Linked DNA regions of Homo sapiens: region 2 is linked to region 1. Evidence: chromatin loops called from intact Hi-C (ENCODE). Cell type or tissue: heart right ventricle. All regions are shown on one strand. Links, peaks and the distances in the headings refer to the core of each region. The heading gives the core; the rest is flanking DNA.

The links. Hi-C counts contacts between places; a loop is a spot of excess contacts. Peaks named below come from ENCODE experiments on the same cell type or tissue, not always from the same donor. Only the 100,000 strongest peaks of a DNase experiment are listed, where the experiment ranks them.
Region 2: it touches region 1 in a loop (5-fold over the local background); 50 of 110 quality-filtered maps call a loop at or near these places.

What each region holds. Positions count from the first base shown.
Region 1 is chr3:41,709,385-41,717,725 of GRCh38, forward strand. It overlaps ULK4 (unc-51 like kinase 4), which reads right to left. Exons shown (of 37, transcript NM_017886.4): 24 at 6,063-6,184; 25 at 5,853-5,909. Among named protein-coding and RNA genes, the nearest start is that of ULK4, 250 kb to the right of the region's middle. RefSeq lists an enhancer at 1,633-2,242. In heart right ventricle, for the core only: a CTCF peak has its summit at 7,352 (motif pointing left); no DNase peak of the experiment used is centred there.
Region 2 is chr3:40,567,589-40,575,929 of GRCh38, forward strand. LOC124909368 (a long non-coding RNA gene) reads left to right here and starts at 6,740. Exons shown (of 2, transcript XR_007095878.1): 1 at 6,740-6,893. In heart right ventricle, for the core only: no CTCF peak of the experiment used is centred there; no DNase peak of the experiment used is centred there.

The DNA.
Region 1 (8,341 bases), core at 110-8,109:
TTTGGTTTTGTTTTGTTTTTTGAGACAGAGTCTCGCTCTGTCACCAGGCTGGAGTGCACTGGCATGATCTCGGTTCACTGCAACCTCCGCCTCCCGGGTTCAAGAGATTTGCTTGCCTCAGCCTTCCAAGTAGCTGGGACTACAGGCGCGCGCCACCACGCCCAGTTAATTTTTGTACTTTTAGTAGAGATGGGGTTTCACCATGTTGGCCAGGATGGTCTCAATCTCCTGACCTCATAATCTGCCTGCCTCGGACTCCCAAAGTGCTGGAATTACAGGCGTGAGCCACCATGCCTGGCCGAGTTAATTTTTAAAAGCAGCAATGTATGCTTTTCATGATAATTTTATTAAAATTATTTCACATAATTCCAAAATGGACACATAACTTTTATCGAATAAAATATAAATTTGATGTTGAATAAGAAACTCAGAGAGAGAGATCTTTTGACTTAAACACATGTACGTAAATGTCTACGGATTACTAAGTAAAGAAGACACAGAGTAGTGTACGTAACAACAATCCCTTCTGTGTAATTCTCTTAAAAATATACACATAATACACAAATGCTGGTGATGTGAACAATAATTTTTGTGGAAGAGATCACAGGAAAGGACAAGCACTGCTTCCTTTGGGAACCTGAGGAGGTATGCTTCACTGCCTTTTCTGCCTTTCTCTTCCCTTGCGACTTTTTAACCACTCACATGTACTGTCTTTTTCACATATATATATATAAATAAAGCTTGTCTAAATGCTGAAATTATTATTAATTATTTATTATGAAGAATTATGGGCTTATTTTATTTCCTACCTTATACTTCCCCTATTTAATTTTTTAAAAATTCCCACAAATTTTTCATTCATTTACCAATTTCAATATTTTTTGATATATTTCTTCCTTCTCATTCTCAGTGTAATAGGGAGTAATGAGGTGAGAGTGAGGACGGGGTAGTAGGCATTGGAGATTCAAGGAGAAAGGAACATATAGTCATTGGCTGATGTGAATTTTAAGAGAGACCTGTCATTTGCACTGTTTCCCCCTCCCCTGCCCCCAGCCATATTTAGCCACTCAAAGCAGGGCTAGGGTAGGTGGAGACTTAAATTTAACTAGCATTAAGATTTGTCAGAGAACCGGACGTGGTGGCTCATGCCTATAATCCCAGCACTTTGGGAGGCTGAGGCAGGCGGATCACTTGAGGTCAGGAGTTTGAGACCAGCATGGCCAACATGGTGAAACCCCATCTCTACAAAAACTACAAAAATTAGCCATGAGTGGTGGCACACGCCTGTAATCCCAGCTACTTGGGAGGCTGAGGAATGAGAATTGCTGGAACCCACGAAACAGAGGTTGCAGTGAGCCGAGATCGCTCCGCTGCACAAGCCTGGGAGACACAGGGAGACTCTTGTCTCAAAAAAAAAAAAAAAAAGATTGTGACTAATGCTGGACCAGGCATTCTAGGTGGAGTAAAGAGAAAGTGAAAAAGCAGAGCCCTGGCAGGGCAGGATGGTGAGCAGAAAGCAGGTAGGAACAATTAAGTCTCACAGGAGCTGAAGGGTTGTGGGAGTTGGGGAGGAGAGGAAATGAGCTGAAAATCAGGGGTGGTGGGCCGACAAGCGGATGCTGACAGTAAGGTCAAGTGTTTGACCATGGGAGCAGGCAGCTGATGGGAAGACAGACAAGCTCTTGGGGAGAGAAGCAGCCAGGGAGCTGCAAGGCTGAGGCACTGGAAGGATCCTTCAGAGGGATATCAAATTCCCCACCAATGATGCAAGAGAGGCAAGGAGAGGCTCTTGGTGAGCCAAGTGCTAAAGGAATGCTGAGGAACAAAGGCCAATGACCCAGAAATCTGCAGATGACCACAACACAGGGGGTGACACAATATCTTCTCATGGTGCAAACTTCAAAGATGGGAGTTTCAGCAGGGGAGCAAAAAAGACCACCCACCCTGAGCTAGGTCTGCTGGCTAGGGGGTGTGAAGCAGTGTGTGCCAGCGCTCTCAATATCATTCAGTGATCCCCAACAGGGGCTGAAAAAAAGCTCCTACAGCAAACTGGGATACAAATTCATGATATGTTAAAGGAAAAAAGACAAGAATATCTAGGTGGCAACAAATAAGTAAATATATACTATCATGTTTTCAAAAATACAAGAGTGCACTAGCTCTGGCTTTTCTGCAGCTGAAGCCAATATCTATCAATAAACCAGCATTCCTGTACATAAAAATCTACAGAGGGCAGGAAGTATAACCTTTCATAGTTATTTTTTGTAGAAAACTATAACCACCACAAGCCATCATACTTTCATAAACTAATGAGGCCAGAACTTAAACACAACAAAGTCTGCTTCCTCTGATCATTAATCAAATGCATTTTCAAAAGGACATAGGAAATATAGTGAATGTTAGGTTAATACACATCATGAGCTCTTGAAAATATTTCCTTAATTTACTACTTCCTGTTTCCCAGCCCAATTCAATGGAGGACCAAAAGAAGCATGGTATTCACCACAGAACTTCCCCAGAGACTAGACTGCTGAAACCTGGAGAGGGAGCTGAGTAAGACAACAGGCTGCTTCTGCCAATAAGAAGTGAAAATAGCAATTATCAGCTGGGTAGTCCTCTTTTTCCAGGAGTGTTTCAAAGCTTGATAATGGTTTAAAATTACTCTGCTGAATTGTTTCCAAATGCTAGTCTCTTTAAAATATAAGGTGACCAAAACTTCATTTTCCTTGGGGGAAAAAAATTTACAAAAAATTAATTCTTGTATTTATGCCTCCATATATAAGAAGTATCCTGAATTTTTGTACCAAAAAAACAAAAAATGTCTGTAGGTCAAATAGGCAAACCATGCCCTAGTGCCATTATAAAAATGAAGTCAATGGGAAGCACAGTTCCAATCCCCGCTTCTCCAGTCTGCTCCTTAAGAACCCTTCTAATGCACAGAGATCACACTAACCCTGGCTGCTATCTCCACACCCACCCCAAGGCAGGCCAGCAGCTCATGAAGAGCTGCCTCAGGGGAAGCCAAGAAGTTCTTGGCTTGCTGCTACTGGATACAGCTTCTAAAAGTGGACTAAGCTTGAATATCCCAATTAAATCATATCTTTAAAATATGAAAGGACAATATGCCTGCCATAAGACAATAGCTACTGCATGAGATACATTTTGAGAAATACTGAAAATAATATTTATCTCCAGATGTACCAGTAAGTCTTTCAAAACACAATGCTGGGAGAGGTGGCTCATGCCTATAATCCCAGCACTTTGGGAGGCCAAGGTGGGTGGATTACTTGAGTCCAGGAGTTCAAGACCAGCTCAGGAAAGATGGTGAAACCTCATCTCTTCGAAAAATTTTTAAAAATTAGCCAGGCATGGTGGCACACACCTATAGTTCCAGCTACATCTGAGGCTGAGGAGGTAGGATTGCTTGCGCCTGGGAGGCGGAGGTTGCAGTGAGCCTGATTGTGCCACTGCACTCCAGCCTGGGTGACAGAGCAAGACCCTGTCTCGAAAAAAGAAAAAAAGCAAAAAAACAAGCAAAAAAAAAAATCCACAATGCTAAGTATGTAAATATGAATGGACTACTTCCCTATGTCACCAGAACCAAATAAGCACTATGCTCCGGACAATTTCACATAATTGTTCTGTGGATTGGGCTACAGAACGTTCATAACTATGCATCCCCACCACTACCACCAAAAAAAAGAAAAAAAAAAGCCCTCTCAAATAGTTTAGGAAGCCTTTGCCTAAAAAAAAATTAAAAATTATTTTAAAGCAGAAAACTCAAAGGGCTTTAATATGCTAATTTGCAATGTACATTTCTAAGGGTCTGTAGAATGTTGGATGAGTAGACTAGACCTCATAGCAGCAGTAAGGCACTGTAACTTGAGTAACATTTTTGCTATCTTCTGGAAAAATTATGAATTCATAGAAGCAACATTCAACTCTCAACAATTCACAATAATGTGCACAAGAACTGTATGGATAACTAAATCCAGGTCCTGAATTTTAGTCAATAATTCTCTCCCTTTGCTAGTATTTCATCAGTGCCATTAACACTGAGTATACAAAAGGTGAACACACAGTTAAGGCCAACAAACAAACACAATAAGAAAAATAATTCAAGAATTCTGGGACTGGGCATGATTCAAACTACGAAAATAGACTGAAGAGAGGCAAAAGACTTTCATTTTATTTCCCTAAACTTCCTCTAATTGGGTGATACCATCAAGAAAAAAACTGCTAAAATTTTTTCAGTATCTTAATGATCTCTACACCAGCCAAGTTATTTTCCATTTCCTAAAGGTGCCTATATTGAAAAGACCCAACAGAATACCCATAGAAAAGTCTTTATGGACACACTCAGTGTGGCCTCCTCCCTTGTCTCTGAACACAGAATTACAAGGAGCAGACGAGTTCTCCCCAATATACATAGAATTTCTGAAAGTCCAAAAAGACTTTTCTGTTGGAAAATCTTGGTAATTCTTTAAAAACCTAAAGCATACTCAGTTAATGTAGGCAGAAGAAAATACTACACATGAAAAAAAAAGACAGGGAGAAAGAACACAAGACAATTATACCTATCCCAAACAAACACTGTGCCAAAATAATCCAAGGTGGGTTACCATAAAAAAATTACTAATTTCAGGCATCAATATGCCAACGCAATGGAATTGTAAATAGAAAAATCATAGTCATGTTAAAATGATGCCTATGCTGTACTTAAAAACAGGTAAAAAGATGGTGGTAAATAAAAATTCTCATAATTTGCAAATTCATAAATGTGGTACCAAAATTATAGACTTTCTGGAATTCAAGATTCAAAGTACTCAAATGATAAAAATCTGAAATTGAGCACAAAGGGACCTTTACTGCATTGCTTCCTAAAAATCAGCAACAGTCACTCAACATTTATACTTATAAACATCATACTTCACCCTATGATGAACTTTCTAGAAAACCATATCCTCACTTGTTGTGGCAATCTTTTTTTAAAAAAATTCCAAACTAACAATAAAATTGAGATGCTGACCTCATTTTAACTAGTTACCTCTATGGCATTTTGAAAATCTCTGTTCAGTTTATTATTAATATCAAAGTAAGACTGGAGAAGCTCTGTGACAAATGTTTTAGCTTTCCCTCTGTATTTCCCTCCTCATTTTATCAACCATATATACTGTAACTACTACTAGCAAGGGAAAAAGATAACATAATTCATGAGCTAAACAAAAAGAATTTTTGTGAGCAAAAACAGAAGTGAAAGATAATGCAATAACTTTTCATTTCTACTTGTATCCTCAAAATTAAAGAAAAAGCTAAACTGAGCTTAACATAGAGAAATGCCATCATAAGAAGAGACACTGTGGGGGCTGGGTCAGGAGAATCGCTTGAACCCAGGAGGCGGAGGTTGCAGTGAGCCAAGATCGCACCACTGCACTCCAGCCTGGGCAACAGAGCGAGACTCTGTCTTTAAAAAAAAAAAAGAAACTGCACATGATTGGACAATATAAGCCGAAGTAAATAATAATGATACTATATTCCCAGCATTCCATTTTCACCAGTTTTATTATATTTTTTCATGATGTTTAATACCAAAATCTATGAAAGTGTTTCTGTGGACATATTTACCCTATTTGGGCTGTCTCTGAACAAAATACATTATCAGGAGAGAATGTGTTTTCTCCAAATGTCAAATTTTATTACAGTCAACAGATAAAAATATTAAAAGGTCACTTCCCTAGAGACAAATAAATACCAACAGGATTTTTAAATTACCTCATTCTGACATCAAATTCTACAAACAGTAGAGGAAGTCACAATTTTATTAGAAACAAGGAAAATTTCGTGTTACTCACAAGAATAGTTCCATAGCTGAAAAGAAACTCTTCTGTCACAACTTGAGGTCGAAATACCTGTGTGATGAGAGTTTCTACAGATTAAATTCTGGAAGCTATGTACAACGTTAGCTCAATAAAAAAAAAATGTTTTGAGTTGAGGATTCTCAGCTCCAGTTTACAAAGAGAAGAGGCAAATTTATATCCTTTTCCTCCTCAATACAATAGTACCTGTGAAGTTACGAGGTGAAGCACTACAGGCATCAGGGGGAGACACAACTTCAGCTGTTTCACTTGAACTGTTGATGGGTGTTTACGTCCAGAAACATTAGCCAAGGAGTTAAGAATGTCACCTGTGAAGCACAGCCCAGAGCATATGTGGAGGTTAAAAACCACAAATACTTAGGAGCCACTGGTCATTGCTTGAATACCCATGGGACTTCTAAGGTAATTAATCTCCAAATAAAATAAGCAGATATACTTATTCACAAGTACTGAAATTACAACAGACACTTATGGCCTCCGGGGACAGAATGTGATATTCTGCAAAGACACTATAAATAAACTTAACGTCTCATTTGGAAATGAAAAATAAAATTTAATAAATTATTATAATAGAGTAATAGCTTTAGAATTTTTTTTTTGTATTTTCCAAATTTCAATCATGAGCACTTGTTGCTTTTGCAAACAAGAAAAAATATTTAAAATAATAAATGGGCCAGGCGCAGTGGCTCATGCCTGTAATCCTAGCACTTTGGGAGGCCGAGGTGGGCAGATCACGAGGTCAGGAGATCGAGACCATCCTGGCCAAAATAGTGAAACCCCATCTCTAATAAAAACACAAAAATTAGCCTGGGCATGATGGTGTGCGCCTGTAGTCCCAGCTACTTGGGAGGCTGAGGCAGGAGAATCACTTGAATCTGGGAGGTGAAGGTTGCAGTGAGCTGAGATAGTGCCACTGCACTCCAGCCTGGGCGACAGAGCAAGACTCTGTCTCACAAAATAATAATAATAATAATAATAATAATAATAATAATAATAAGTGAACGAATTACAGAACACGACTTACAACTATCAAAAAAAAGAGAATAGGTTGGAGGTAAAAAGAGGTCAATTCCCAAAACTTCTCATTGGATGATAAATCTAACAATAAATAAAACTTGCTTTGTGGACATCAGAATCTTATCGCCATACCCTAAAACAGGATAAGTCCGGTAATAAAGAATTTAGCTACCAACTGACCAAATTATAGCCTTCAGGTTTGAGGTAAAAAAGCTTACAATCCGAAATAAATTTTGAGAGGCTCTATTTTCAGTCATCAACAGGCAAAAATAATCTCCTAAAGCATCAGTAAGGGGCAAAAAAGTTGCTGTCAGTTAGCCTTGAAGACATTTTCATTACTTTGATTTAATGTTCTGAATTCCTGAAACTAAGTACCCTCTACTATAATAGCTTGGATCAAATTTAACATTCTAAACATTTCTGGTTTATAGCTACATCTGCTGGAAAAGCATGGAATGGGATTTAAGCTACACATACATGCTCCCAAGGTTATTTTAATTTCTGCAAATAACAATGAAATAAGGTATTTCTTTAGCTGTAATAAACATCCTTTGCAAATCATTATTAGATGTTTTATCTTAAGATAAATTTTTCAAACCAAAGAAAGTTTCAAACTTTGAACTTTAAATGAATATCAAAATTCCTTAATATCACATTTTAATATTCAAAATTAAAATCCATGCATTTTTATTCTCATTTATTGTGGGAGTTAAAAAATGATTATATGGCAGTAGAAAATGGAAAGACAGATAACAAAGGCTGAGAAGGGTGAATGGATGTGGAGGGATGAGGAAAAAAAGTGGGTCAAAGGGTATGAACATACAGTAAAATAGAAGAAATAAATTCAGTGTTTGATAGCAGAGCAGGGTGATTATAGTTAACAAAAATGTATTATAGGTGGGTGACGGACACCCTAAATACCCTGGCTTGATCACTATGCATTTTATACATATAACAAAATTTCTCATATACCCAATACATTTGTATAAATAAAAGAAAATCTTGTTTCAGCAAGGGAAAAAAAATAAATAAAATCTATTCAAAGTTTTTTTAACAATAAATAAATTTGTGCTCTAATTTCAAGAGAAAATTCTTTTCTTCTGATTTAGGCAAAAAAAAACTTACGAAAAGTTACCCCCAAATACTAGCATAAGTCCAATTTTAAGCAATTAAACCGCTTTTCTTTTGTATATTTTCTAAAATGGCCAGTTTACCTCGGATCACACCTTAATGTGGCATTGTCTCATCATGCCTCATCATGTCATTGATGCAAAATAATTACAAAAACAGATAAAGCAAATTTAAATCTTGAAACTACATATTCGTTAAAAAGTGTCTGCATTTGCCTTCAAGAACAGACAAGTAAGAATAAAAAAGAACTGATGCCTAAAAGCCAAGTCTTAGAAACGTAAAAGCAGAAATGGGGCCTGAGGATGAGACTCCAATTT
Region 2 (8,341 bases), core at 68-8,067, 1.1 Mb before region 1:
ATCAATGGGTGGCCTCCAGGTAAGATGGAAGAGTGGACGGTCACCGTTGAGTTATGCCTGTTGAGCTTCCTTCAGGGCTCACTGAATGTGACTGATCAGACAAACTAGGAAAGCCTGCTGGACTTCTGTCAGCAATTTCCATGGGAAATCCTCTCCACACATACAAACATGCACAGCAAGGTAAAGACAAACAAAAAAGCCTTCCAAACCAATATTCCAGACCAGAAGAGGATTCTTCCAATCTAACCTCCTATTCTCTGTCTAAATGGGGAGAAATCTTCCCAAACTGAGGTTCATCCTACTATTTAGGGACAGCCAGCTAAGACCTTGGAAGGAGCCAAACTGAGTCCTCACAGGAGCCAAACTGAGGCCCTCCATAAGTGCTGAACCAAGACCCCTGAAGGCATTGAACTGAGACCCATCCTAAAAAACTGAGACTCCCATAGGAGCCGGACTAATTGGGAGAAGGAAAGAGATGCTAGCTGGGCTTAGAACACTCACCAGACCAGTTTAAAAACATCTTTCTAGGATGTAGAGTGGTGGCTCATGCCTGTAATCCTAACACTATGGGAGGCTGAGGCAGGCAGATCACTTGAGGCCAGGAGTTCGAGACCAGCCTGGCCAACATGGCAAAACCTCATCTCTACTAAAAATACAAAAATTAGCCAGGTGTGGTGGCACACACCTGTAACCCCAGCTACTTGGGAGGCTGAGGCATGAGAATTGCTTGAACTCGGAAGTTGGAGGTTGCAGTGAGCTGAGATCAAGCCTCTGCACTCCAGCCTGGTGACAGACCGAGACTCTGTCTCAAAAAAGGAAAAAAAAAAGAAAAAAAAGACAACTTTCCAGGAACTAGTTCTTTATTGCATTGCAATTAGGCTCAAGCACCATGGTCAACATCACCTTACTGATAGGGAGAGCAGCAGAGATGGCCTTCAGTGCAAGAGAAATAAGTGGCCACCAGGGCTCACATTCAGGTCCATCATACCAGCAGGAGGTTAACAAACCATGAGCAGGCACCCACCCACAAAGGTGGATCCTAGATGAGCCCTCAAATTTGTAATTGCTTGACAGGTTCTTCCTGCCCACTGCACAGACAAAATCATTTCACTGAAACCAGGGCACTGCAGTAAAGTAAGAGCTTAATTGACACAAGACAGGCCATGCCACATGGAGATGAAGTTATTAATGAAAATCAATCTCTCCAAAGGCTCAGGGGTTAGGGGTTTCCAAGGATAGTTTGGTGGGCAGGGGACTAGGGAATGGGGAATGCTGATTGGTTTGGGATGAAATCACAGGGTGTGGAAAATGGTCCTTGTGTGCTGAGTTTGTCTCTGAGTGGGGCCACAGGACCAGCTGAGTAATGAGTCACAAGCCTGGGTGGGGTCAGTCTGCAAACATCTCCAAAACCAATTATGGGTTCTACACCAGGGATGTTACCTACAGAAGCAATTGGGAAAATCACAAATCTTGTGAATTCTGGAACAGCAGTTGGTTATGGTTTAAGCCTATATGTTAGCAGAATTCAGGCCTTTCTCATAATTCTAACCTTGTGGACTTTCATTAGTTTTACAGAGGCAGTTTAGTTTTGGGAAGGGCTGTTATTATCCTTGCTTTAAGGTTAAACTATAAACTCAATTTCTCCCAAAGTCGGCTTGGTCTACACCCAGGAATGACCAAGGACAGCTTGGAGGTTAGAAGCAAGATGAAGTCTACTGTCGGATTTCTCTTACTGTCTTAATTTTGCAAGAGCAGTTTCATATTTAAGGGTTTCAACATGTGCTTTTTAAATAAGTAAATTACTAAAACATCTTTGTATAAATAGTTATTGCCTTTATCATAATTCAAGCTGCAACTTAATGTCACCAGAAGATTAAACAGTAAATATACAGAGGCTCATGAACTACAAATTGTAAAACAGCTCTCACTGTAAATTAAAATACAGATAAATAATTTCTACAGATATTCGTTTATAAATTGAAGAAACTGCTCCCATAATTATAGAGTTACTTTAAGGACATACGGCAAAAAAAAAAAAATCTTAAAAATTAAACTTGTATATTGTATAGACTTGTATACTGGTAGGTAAATGTTTGTTATTAGCATAAGGGAGGGACATAATGTGAGAATCAGCTAGTTTGGTCTTTCCTTATTAGTGGGGAAAGGGGCAAAATTAGGCATTGTTTACAACTTTATTTGACATGACCCAGATTTTGAGAAAATTGTCTTTTTATCTTTCATTCCTATATTGACAATTGTCATGTGAGAGAACACAGGTCAATCATGGAAACAGACATTTTGAGTCATTTCAACTCATCTAGCTGGACACGCATAGACCCAAAACATAGTTCAATTTATTTCTATTCCAAAATAGAGTTCAATTTATTCCTCAGGAACCAACTGAGAGGTCTTCTGACTTTGCTGGTATGCTAGTGTAAACCAATAAGTATCTGAGACAGGTCTCAATCAATTTAGAGGTTTATTTTGCCAAGGTTAAGGACTGCGGCCCATGACACAGCCTCAGGAGGTCCTGAGAATGTGTGGCCAGGGTGGTTGGGTTACAGCTTTGTTTTACACATTTTAGGGAGACAGAAGTTACAGGTAAAGACATAAGTCAATATATGTAAGTTATGCATTAGTTTGGGCCAGAAAGGCAGGACATCTCCAAGCAAGGGTAGAGGGTGTAGGGGGTTTCCAGGTCATAGGTGGATTTAAAGACTTCTCGATTGGCCATATGGTTGAAAGAGTTAAGCCCTGCCTGAAGAGTTGAATTCAGCATAAAGAAATGCTTGAGTTTAGATAAGGAGGTTGTGGAAGCCAGGGTTCTTGCCACGGAGATGAAGCCTCCAGGTAGCAGGCTTCAGAGAGAATAGATGGTGAATGTCTCTTATCAGACCTTAAAAGGTGTCAAACTCTCTGGAAAATACCTAGTAAGGGAAAGAGATTCTCCACTGAAAACAAATTTCTCTCATAAGAGACAGCTTTGCAGGGCCATTTCAGAATATGTCAAAGAAATATATTTTGGTGTAAAATACTGTGATTTCCTTCAAGCCTGTTATCTGTCATCTGATACTACACCAGAGTCAGGTTGGAATTTGGTATCTTACCGCTACAAGGAATCTATTTTGCCAGTTTTAAGATCTCCGTTTTAATGTTAGTGCTGGTCAGTTGTGTCTAAACTCCAGAGGAAGGCAGGTACAATAAGACAAGTCTGACCTCCCACCACCCTTCTCATCATGGCCTGAACCAGTTTTTCAGGTTTCTTTGGGGTCCCAGTGGTCAAGAGGGGGGTCCATACAGTCAGTTGAGAGGCTTATTTCTGGTTTACACTAGTAATCCAGAGAGGGGATTAAACCCTGTTTAACTCTCCACCCTCATTTTCACCTTGTTTGAAAAAAGATTCACACAGATCCACCAATCATTATTATTATTATTATTATTATTATCATTTTTGAGACAGAGTCTTGCTTTGTCACCTAGGCTAGAGTGCAGTGGTGCAATCCTGGCTCACTGCAACCTCTGCCTCTGGGTTCAAGTGATTCTTGTGCCTCAGCCTCCTGAGTAGCTGGGACTGCAGGTGTGCGCTACCACGCCTGGCTAATTTTTTGTATTTTTAGTAGATACAGGGCTTCACCATGTTGTCTAGGCTGGCTTTGAACTTCTGTCCTCATGTGATCTGCTGGCCTTGGCATCCCAAGGCATAAGCCACCACGCTCAGCCACCAATCATTATTATTGTTAATTTTTTCTTTTAATACACTGTTGCTGGCTTGAATTTTTTTTAACAATTTTTTTTTTTTTTTTTTGGTAGAGATGGTTCTTGCTATGTTGCCCAGGCTGCTCTTGAACTCCTGAGCTCAGGCAATCCTCCCCTGTCAGCCTCCCAAAGTGCTGGAATTATAGGCATTAGCCACCACACCTAGTTCAACAATTATTAACAATTTCCGTAGTTTGGTGTCTCTCTCTCTTTCTCCACACACACACACACACACACACACACACACACACACACACGCACACGCACACACAGCTTTTTTTTCTCTTTTTTTCTGAATGGTTTGAGAGTAAGTTGCAGACATCATGTCCCTTCACCCCTTCACCCCTAAATATTTCCATGACTATATCCAAAGAGCAATAACATTTGCTTATTTATGTAACCTCAACATAGTTATCAAATTTAGGAAATTTAACATTGATCCAATACTATTTTCTAATTGACTGTCTATATTCCAGTTTTGCCAGTTGTCCCATGAATATCCTGTATATAGCTATTTTTATTTCTAAGCCAGGACACACATTGCATTTAGCTTTCATATCTCTTTAGTCTCTAATTTGGAGCACTTTCTCAGCCTTTCTTTGTTCTTCATGACTCTGTATTCTTTAACCTAGGTTTGTCTGATGTTTTCTTATCTTTGAATTCAAGTTATATGTTTTGGACAGAATATCCTAGAAATAATATTGTGTCCTTCTCAGTGTATTACACCATGAAACATACATTGTGAGACTGTCCCATTAGCCATGACAAGAATGGATAAGGTGGTGTCCATCAGGTTTCTGCACTGCTAAATTACTATTTTTTTCTTTTGTAATTAATGAGTACTTTTGTGGGCAATAGTTAGGGTGTATGTGAATAACCTGTTCCTCACAAACTTTCACCTATTCTTGGCTGAATTATCACCCTAATTTTAAAATATAGATAATAGATAGATATATAGATATATCTATATAGGTATATATATCTGTATAATGAGCGGAGCATGAGACAGAAACTGAATCAACTTTTACAATTCTACTAAATTATCCTTGGCGTGTAAAATAGTTGCAGAATGCCAGCAAACTTCCAACTAGTTCTTCAGTAGATTGACAAACCAACCAGTCAGGTGAAAGCTGCAGATATTTTTAAACAGAGCTATCAGCAACCCCAAGAAAAGAAAGAATAAATTCAGGCTGAGACTGAACCTGGTAAGTCCTCAGGTTACATTCTCCTGCTACTCAGAGCCAGATAAACCTTGACTGTGTGACCCTCAGGCAATCCACCATTAATCTCAGGACAGGGAAAAGCCTTTATTTCTGTACGGAGTTACTGAATGCTTATTTTCAAAATGTGCTTGGTTTCCAAGGCAGAAGTTCTTTCCTGAGGAGGGGCTTTCCTTGTTTGCAACCAATCTTGACTAGTAAAGGAAATGCACAGGCCACACCCACCTTGTGCTCCTCCAGTGCCTGGCGATTAAGGGCAGAGAGGTCCCTGGCTTTGTGGGGATGGCTGGGATTGGGCTTTCTCTGGCTGCTTACATGTGGTACATTTACTTCTTTCTAAAGAAATCATTTGTTTTATATTCATTGGTTCTGCATGTCCCCTGACATACATCATATGAAAAAGTGTTAATTCAGAAAGAAGACCTCAAATCGGATGGTCGATCAGTGACAAAGTTCTCCTGGGCTTTTCTAAGCACCTGTGGCTCCAGGATGGAATTATTCTCACAGCCAAGTAACAGTACAGTTATTTTCATTCATCTGTTTACTTGGAAAGAGAATTAATGTTTATGGGCTTATACAGAGATTTATGTATAAGGAGAGTTTCCACAGCATTATCATAAAGAAAACTGATGGTCAAAATAAGTGTTCTTCAAGCAAAACAAAAAAGCAAAAAACAATCTACTAGAATGGCAAGAGACCAAACTTAGTTTTTATTCAAATATAATTAACATACAATGAAATGCACATATCTTGAGCATTTGATGAATTTTGACAATTGTATATACCATGCACCACCACCAAAACAAGATATATAGAAAATTTTCATCACTTCAGAACGTTCTCTCCTGTTTCCTTCCAATCACTACCCATTACCTACAGGCAGCCACTGTTCTCATTTCTCTCACTACCTTCCCCTGCGAGGTAACTGCTATTCTAACTTGTATCTCGAAAGGTTGTTTTTGCCTGTTTTAGACCTTCATATAAAGGGAACCATACAGTATGTACTCTTTTTGGAGTTTAGTTTCTTTTTTTTTTTTGAGACGGAGTTTTGGTCTTGTAGCCTAGGCTGGAGTGCAATGGTGCGATCTCAGCTTACTGCAACCTCCACCTCCCGGGTTCAAGTGATTTTCCCGCCTCAGCCTCCCAAGTAGCTGGGATTACAGGCATCTGCCACCACGCCCAGCTAATTTTGTATTTTTAGTAGAGACGGGGTTTCTCCATGTTGGTCAGGCTGGTCTCGAACTCCTGACCTCAGGTGATCAACCCGCCTTGGCCCCCCAAAGTGCTGGGATTACAGGTGTGAGCCACCACACCCTGCCTGGAGTCTAGTTTCTTTATTCAACATGTGAGATTCTTCCACGTAGTTGTAATATTTTATTGGTATGTAATATTCCTCAATATGATTTTGAAGCAAATTTCAGACATCATATCATTCTGTTTATAAATATTTCAGTAGGTAACTCTAAAAGATGACGGGTCTACAAAGACCCTAAATTGTTATACCTGAAAGAAATCAGCACAAATGCTGTGGCACATTCTGGTTTTCAGTCTAATGCGGGTGTTGAAAGTTGTGTCCCAGGCTGAGTCAGGAATAGGCAGAGGGGTGGGAGCCTGCTTGTGGCAGAGGAGTGAGGAGTGGGAGGAGAGAATTTATGAACACTTAGTGGGGTTCTGGGGAAGGGCAAGGCACAGAGAATGAGGGAGGAGGGAGGATGCTGTCACAGCACTTGGGGCTTGATAAATGTATGTGGAATAAATGACAACATCAAGGACCTTGGATGGAAAAATACCCTGTTTTCCACTGCTTTTGTCTTTTAGTTCTGGGTTTTCAGCCCCCTGAACTACGCATGTTAAGAAACATTTATAAGGAGTTATGTGTATTTATTATGCTTAAAGATTCAACTAGCCTGCCTTAAGGTACGTAATATCTCTCAACCCCAAATACCCTTTCTTCTCTTTGTTTAAAATGCATCTTTATTCATATACCCAATTTTTCTTTTTATTGGTATTAGATTTTGACTACAAGAGATTGGTCTCATTCCCAGGTTACCATGAATATGCCTGCATATCATCTTTTTTGTTCATTAAAAACATTTTTTCCCCATTTTAGTTTTCTATTCCAAAAAAAAGTGTGTATTGACCCAACCCGCATGCAAATCAGTAACAGCACATTTCATGTTCTTGGTATATTTCCCTGTGCTTGCCTCTATTTCTGCAGCCCTCCTGCTGTTTTCCTGCCTGTGTGTTCTTTTATTCTGTTGATAGCTTTCATTTTGGTCTTCCCTTTGCATCTGGCCCTTCAAGCTGGGCTGCGGTTCCGCGCTGCGGTTGGGCCATTCAGTGATTGGACTCTGTCCAGCCCCTGCCAAATGCTGTCTCTTTCTGTAGCAGGAAAATGAGCTTAGGATATCTTTCTTATGGTGTCTTGAATGATGTATTTTGCTTTGGGTGCAAAAGCCCATACCAACTTGAAATGCTGTCTATGCTCTGTATTTAATAATAAATAGAGTAGCAACAGTAATAATAATAGTAGAAACAGCCTTACACTTTTGGAGCCATTGTTGAGCACAGCCCTCCCCCTTGGCTATTATTTTTCGATAATAGTCAAAAAGGTCTATAGATTATATTGCAAAATATCTTCATGAATGTTTTGTTGTGCCAACATTTTTCCCTGTGCTGTTATGGATTGTATCATAGTCCTCTCAATAGAAGTGAAAATTTAAAAATGAGAATTATTCTAGCTGATGACCAGAATAAATATTCATAAGAAAAAAAACTCTTCTATAATGGCAGGAGAGTAAGCCTTATTTTTATTGAAATATGATTAGCAGACAATGAAATGCACATCTTAAGAATTTGATGAGTCTTGACAATTGTATACAGTCATATACCATCACCAAAACAAGATCATAGATCATTTCCATCACCTCAGAATGCTCCCTCCTGTTCCCTTCCAGTCAATACTCACCCCTCAGAGGCAGCCACTGTTCTGATATTTATCACTATAGAGAGGTTTTGCCTGTTCTTGAATATTGTATAAATGCAGTATGAGTGCTCTTGTATCTGACTCTTTTTTCTACTTATTATTATGTCTGTGAGATTTATTCATGCTGTTGTGTGTATGTATAGTCCATTCCCTATTATGCTGAGTAGTATTCCATTATGTGTCAGGTAATTTGTTTATCTGTTCACCTGTTGATGGGCATTTAAATTGTTTTCAGTTTTGGACTATTTTGAATAAAGTTGCTATGAACATCTGTGTGCAGGTCTTTATGTGAGTGTGGCAGAAGTCTCTAAAATGTCTCCCAGTGATCCCTGTCTCCTGTTGTTCTTGACCCTGTGCAGTCACCTCTCTTGAGTGTGGG